Regions from separate parts of the Homo sapiens genome. Here region 2 is linked to region 1. Evidence: read pairs that join two places in POLR2A ChIA-PET (ENCODE). Cell type or tissue: HepG2. All regions are shown on one strand. Links, peaks and the distances in the headings refer to the core of each region. The heading gives the core; the rest is flanking DNA. Region 1 overlaps LOC107984199 (a long non-coding RNA gene). Region 2 has its middle 2.4 kb from the start of CALML3-AS1.

Evidence for each region. Peaks named below come from ENCODE experiments on the same cell type or tissue, not always from the same donor. Only the 100,000 strongest peaks of a DNase experiment are listed, where the experiment ranks them.
Region 2: POLR2A ChIA-PET joins it to region 1 with 10 read pairs; 4 of 35 experiments call an interaction of 5 or more read pairs at or near these places.

Annotation. Positions count from the first base shown.
Region 1 is chr10:5,621,753-5,624,552 of GRCh38, reverse strand. It overlaps LOC107984199 (a long non-coding RNA gene), which reads left to right. Exons shown (of 2, transcript XR_001747344.2): 2 at 1-156. Among named protein-coding and RNA genes, the nearest start is that of LINC02677, 4.9 kb to the right of the region's middle. In HepG2, for the core only: a CTCF peak has its summit at 1,231 (motif pointing right); a DNase peak (open chromatin) is centred at 1,252.
Region 2 is chr10:5,527,200-5,529,999 of GRCh38, reverse strand. No RefSeq gene overlaps it. Among named protein-coding and RNA genes, the nearest start is that of CALML3-AS1, 2.4 kb to the right of the region's middle. In HepG2, for the core only: no CTCF peak of the experiment used is centred there; DNase peaks (open chromatin) are centred at 1,439 and 1,979.

The DNA.
Region 1 (2,800 bases), core at 286-2,785:
TGGAAATGGATTTTACCTTTATAAGTGAGAGCTTTCAGAGGCACAGAGTCCTGGGGCTGCATAGGAACAGGGGGCCTGGTCGGGGCTCTTTTCCTTTCCGGGACCTCTTTCTCTATAAAGAAAATAAAAATGCGATTTGAGGACTGTTGGTACAAATATGAATGTAATCTAGGCTGGATTCATAACTGTATATTATTATTATATTAAAATTTGACTTGAAAAGAAGTGGGGGCTGGGCGTGGTGGCTCACGCCTGTAATCCCAACACTTTGGGAGGCTGAGGTGGGTGGATCACGAGGTCAAGAGATCGAGACCATCCCGGCTAACATGGTGAAACCTCGTCTCTACTAAAAAATACAAAAAAATTAGCTGGGCGTGGTGGCGGGCGCCTGTGGTCCCAGCTACTCGGGAGGCTGAGGCAGGAGAATCGCTTGAACCCAGGAGGCAGAGGTTGCAGTGAGCTGAGATCAAGCCAGTGCACTCCAGCCTGGGCGATAGAGCGAGACTCTGTCTCAGAATAAATAAATACATTAATTAATTAATAAGAGTGGAAGTAAGAACGTTTTCTTGGGTCCCTAAAATATTGTGGGCTCCAGACACTGGAGGATAAGTCACCCCGAGTGTCCTACCCTTTATAATGAGTGGGAATTTAGCCATGGGGCTGGGCCGAAAGGGGCTGCTTTGGGGAAGTGATCCTTCTGGGATCCTGTAACTGCTGAAGATCAGAACAAAAGGGGAGATTGTTGAGGTTAGCTTTTTAACTTTTTTGAGACAGGGTCTCACTCTGTCACCCAGGCTGGAGTGCAGTGGCGTGATCTTGGCTCACTGCAGCCTTGATTTCTCATGCTTAAGCAATTTTCATGCCTCAGCCTCCAGAGGAGCTGGGCTGGGACTACAGGTACACACCACCATGCACGGCTGATTTTTTAATTTTTTGCAGAGACAGGGTCTCCCTATGTTGCCCAGGCTGAGGTGAGCTTTTTAGTGTCACCATTAAGCTGCTTGAAGCTCGGGGTCCTCTGCATGTTCTTAGTTTTCATGAATGAGCTGCAGGTTCACCCCTAAATATTTGCCAGCCACTGCTCAGGCACAGGTTTGTGGTCTGAGTCGTTGGTGCGCAGACGTCCTGAACTCCATTGGCCCTGACCTGCGGGTGACAGGTGCAGCAGGCTCAAAAGCTGCCCAGGTCCATTTGCACCCTCCTGGTGTTTAGCGTTTGGCCACACGGGGGCACGAGCGGGACAGCCTAGATCGGCCTGCGTCCCATCTGGGCCGTGGGAGGAGCCGCGGGAGAAGCCTTGGGCCTCGCCAAGCTGACTGTGGCCTGGGCCCAGGAGGGTGTCATCTAGAAGGCCCCTGCTCCCTGCCACCATCAGTAATCCCCAGCCCTGGAGGCATTGAAGGCAACTCAGTCCCAGGGAGCCACGGGCTGGGTGGAGCTGGGCCACCCTGATTACAGGTCGTTCAGAGCTGGTGGCCTGGGGGTGTCACACCCCGGGCCTCGGACTTCTTACCTGAAACACGCAGGGTGCCTGCGAAAGGTCTCAAAGGTCACTTTATGCTCTCAATTCTTCTAAAATTAAAATTAATTTAAAAAGACTTTTTCAGCTTTATTGAGGTATAATTAACAAATAAAAATTGTATATATTTAAGGTGTACATGATGCTTTGATATATGTATAGACCGAAATGATTATCAGTCAAACTAATGAACAAACCCATCAGCTCACGTAGCGACAGTATTTCTGTGTGTGTGGTGAGAACACTTAAGATAAAATCTTTTAGCAAATTCCCAGGATACAGTATTATTAACTGTACTCATGATGCCATACATTAGATCTCAAATAACTTACTCATCCTGCATAGCTAAAATGTTATACCCTTTGACTGACTCAGATCTTAATTCTGCAGAAAATGCACCAGGGCTGAAGTGTAAGGAGACAAGGAGGGTCTCCAGGGACCACCATAGGATTTTTTTTTTTTTTTTTGAGACAGGGTCTAGCTCTGTTGCCCAGGCTGGAGTGCAGTAGTGTGATCACAGCTCACTGCAGCCTTGACCTCCTGGGTTCAAGTGATCCTCCCATCTCAGCCTCCTGAGTACAGCTGGGACCACAGGTGTGCGCCACCACATCCAGGGACCGGAGGAATTTAATCCAGTTGAGCCATCAGCCTGGGTTACAGCCTCCTGCCCTGCAGCCTACTCTTCCCAACCCTGGGTGGAATGAGGCCACCCTGTTGGTCAGAACCAGCTCCTGAAAGACCCTGGCAACTTAGACGTGAATCCCAGTGAACTTTCCTCATGACAATGCTAAGTCTCTACCCTGGAAAAGCTGCAGCTTCAGGACCATAACATGCAACCCATGTGCTGGCATGATGACAGGGTCCTGTGCCACAGAGACCCCTGCTCTACATGCGACGATGCACCCTCTGCCCTCTCCATTGCCCCATAATACCCTCCTGTCACTTTCCCTTGGAGAGACACTGCTTTGAGAATATGCCCAGTGCCCTCCTTATTGGAGCCAAGTAATAAACTCATGGATCAAAACTTGCATTCTCACAGAGAGTCATTGTTGCTTGACAGGGGAATGAACCCTGCTATTTTTCGGGTAGCAGAAGCTCATGTTTCATGGCACGGCCAGTTTCTGATACCTGCTTGGCCATTACCTTGGCTGGGTGACGTGAGGCAAGTCACCTTTCCTCTCAGATTCTCTCTTTGTGTGTTGTTGGCCCTGTCATTTCATTTTTTATTTTTGTTTTTGAGACAGTCTCATTTTGTCACCTAGGCTGGAATGCAGTGGCATG
Region 2 (2,800 bases), core at 223-2,722, 94 kb after region 1:
GCGGAAGCCGTGGGTCATTTTTAGCTGGCTGGTTCTGGGAGCCTTTGAACAGGCCTTTGGAATCTTTGAGGATAAACAGGAGCCGGCAGGGCTGGGCTGCATTCGATTTAAAATTGGAAACACGGGAGTCAGAGGCGAGCTTTATATAGTCTGGGAGTGCAGGAGCCCCAAGTCCTGATTTATGAGGGAGCTCAGTAAAGCACATGGAAGCCAAGGTAATATTTATAAATTCCTTTCCCCTAGGATGGCTGGAATGTTGTTTTGAGCTGCAGTCAGATTGCACCTTTTTGGGGGCTGAGGGCAGGTTGTTTAAATTAGGTTATTCAATGACTGAAAAGAAAGGGATATGCCAGTTGGGCAACTGCCTCTAAGTCTCTGCCACAGAAAAACACAGGGTGGAAGAAAGCTCCACCCGCAGGGCTGGGTCCCTCTGGAGAACCCTGTTTGCCCATTTGGGTGGCTCCTTCCTCCTGCTCCAGCCCCCAGGCCTCCCCTTGCCTATGTCCAACAGGCGAGCACCCACCCCTGGCAGCTGGAGTGACCACATTTTACCAACAAAAAAGTTTACCTTGACATCTGGGTTTGGGGCAGGCTCTTTGGAAGTGCTGACCAGGGTGGGAAAAAGGAAGGGAAAATAAGATAAGGGGAGATGGGGAGGAAGCTAAAGACAGGCCCAGGTGTGACCTAGGTAGACCTGGATCCCGAGGCTGTTGTGTGAGAGGACACACTCACTGCCGTGGGTGAACTGAGTCAGAGTAGCTGATGCCATGCCGTGGAGGTCAGCAATGCTAGCCCGGTGAGAGATGCATTCATACTGTGGGTTTGGGGTCTGCTGGTGAGGGCAGGGGGTTCCCTGGGCATCACGCCCCGTGAGGCAGAAGGAGCCGTGCCAGAGAGCACTGTCAGAGCTGCGTCCCCCTCTGGCCTGGTCTTCCTTACCCCAACACAGAAGGTTGGGAGGGGGCAGAGCCATGTGGCAGCAGACGGTGCTCACTGTGGTGAGGGCAGTGACCCAGCTTCAAGGAGAAGGGCAGACAGAAGATGTTACTGAACAATCATATTCAGGGCCGGGCACGGTGGCTTGTGCCTGTAATCCCAGCACTTTGGGAGGCCAAGGCAGGAGGATCACTTCAGGCTAGGAGTTTGGGTAAGACTGGGCAACATAGAGACCTCACCCCTCCAATTTTTTTTTTTTAATTAGTGGGTCATGGTGGCACGCGTCAGTCCCAGCTACTCTAGAGGTCGAGGTGGGATGATCACTTGAGCTCGGGAGGTTGAGGTGGGACCATCACTTGAGCTTGGGAGGTTGAAGCTGCAGTGAGCTATGATTGCACCACTGCACTCCAGCCTAGGTGACAGAGCAAGATCCTATCTCAAAAAAAAAAAAAATGTGTTTAAACACCAAGGGGGAGGGGAGGGGTCATTCACCTTTGCCACAGGACGCACTTTGACCTTGCTGCCTCTGGCTTCTGTCTGTATAAAGAAGACACCTCCGGCCAGGCGCGGTCGCTCATGCCTGTAATCCCAGCAATTTGGGAGGTTGAGGCGGGCGGATCACGAGGTCAGGAGATCGAGACCATCCTGGCTAACACGGTGAAACCCCATCTCTACTAAAAACATAAAAAGTTAGCCGGGCGTGGTGGTGGGTGCCTGTAGTCCCAGCTACTCGGGAGGCTGAGGCAGGAGAATGGCGTGAACCAGGGAGGCAGAGGTTGCAGTGAGCTGGGATCACGCCACTGCACTCCAGCCTGGGGATCAGAGCCAGACTCTGTCTCAAAAAAAAAAAAAAAAAAAAAGACACCTCCACTTACTACTCTGCTTCTGAGGACTCCCCCTCAGGGAGGATCTGGGGCTGCCAGTTCTAAGCTGAGAGCAGGTAGGACCTTTCCACCACCCCAGCCAGTGCCTGCCTGAGCACAAAGAGCTCTTGATGAAAGGCTCCCAGCACCTGCAAAATCCAGGCCCAGGTGGCTCCAGAATGACTGGTGTGTGGGGTTGCAAAAAGACCTGCCCTGGCGGAATCGCTGGGAGGCTGGGAGGAAGACAAATAAAGACACTGGCGTGCCCTCCTGGCCCAGGCATTGGCAGTGCGTAGGTCCCAACCCTTGTAAGAGCCTCAAGCCTGCACCTGGGAAGAAGGGGCTTAGATGTCAAACCTCAGCCACGTGTATGACAGTGACTACAAAGATGCCCTGTGCAGGGAGACCTTGGTTTCTCTCCTTCCTGCAGAATTTAGGAGACATTCTACAAAAGGTACTCAGGCCTGATGTACTATTCCTTTTGCCTGGCGGTCAGCAGCCATGTGGGGGCTTCTGCCTGCCCCTCCTGCTCACAGCCCCCCACCCCCTGGGGTGCTGCTGCCCAATGAACTCTAGACACTCTGTCCATGTGTTTATGAGGCTTGTTCCCAAATCTTCCCCAGGACGTGTCCAATCAACCCCGACTCCTGAGAGTGGCAGGGAGGGGTGGGGATTTGCTCAGCAAGCTGAGCCTTAGCTTGCCCTCTGCTTCTGTTCCCCTGACAGGAGTACCTGCAGTTACACCGGCCCTGGGCCAGTGCTCACCTGACACCCCACCATCCAGCATCCCCTCAGGAATCCAGCCCCAGAGCACCTGCTTCTGCCCCTTTCTGCTCTTGTCTTGTTCTCGAGCTATGGAGAGGGGTGACTACCCTGGACAGTCTTGCAGTATTAGAGCAGGAAGGGATCTTGAAGGTGATGGTAACAGTAGCTGCCATTATTAAGCACCTACTACATGCCAGGTGTGTTAAGAATGTTGTTCTGGCTCCTCACAAGTGCTG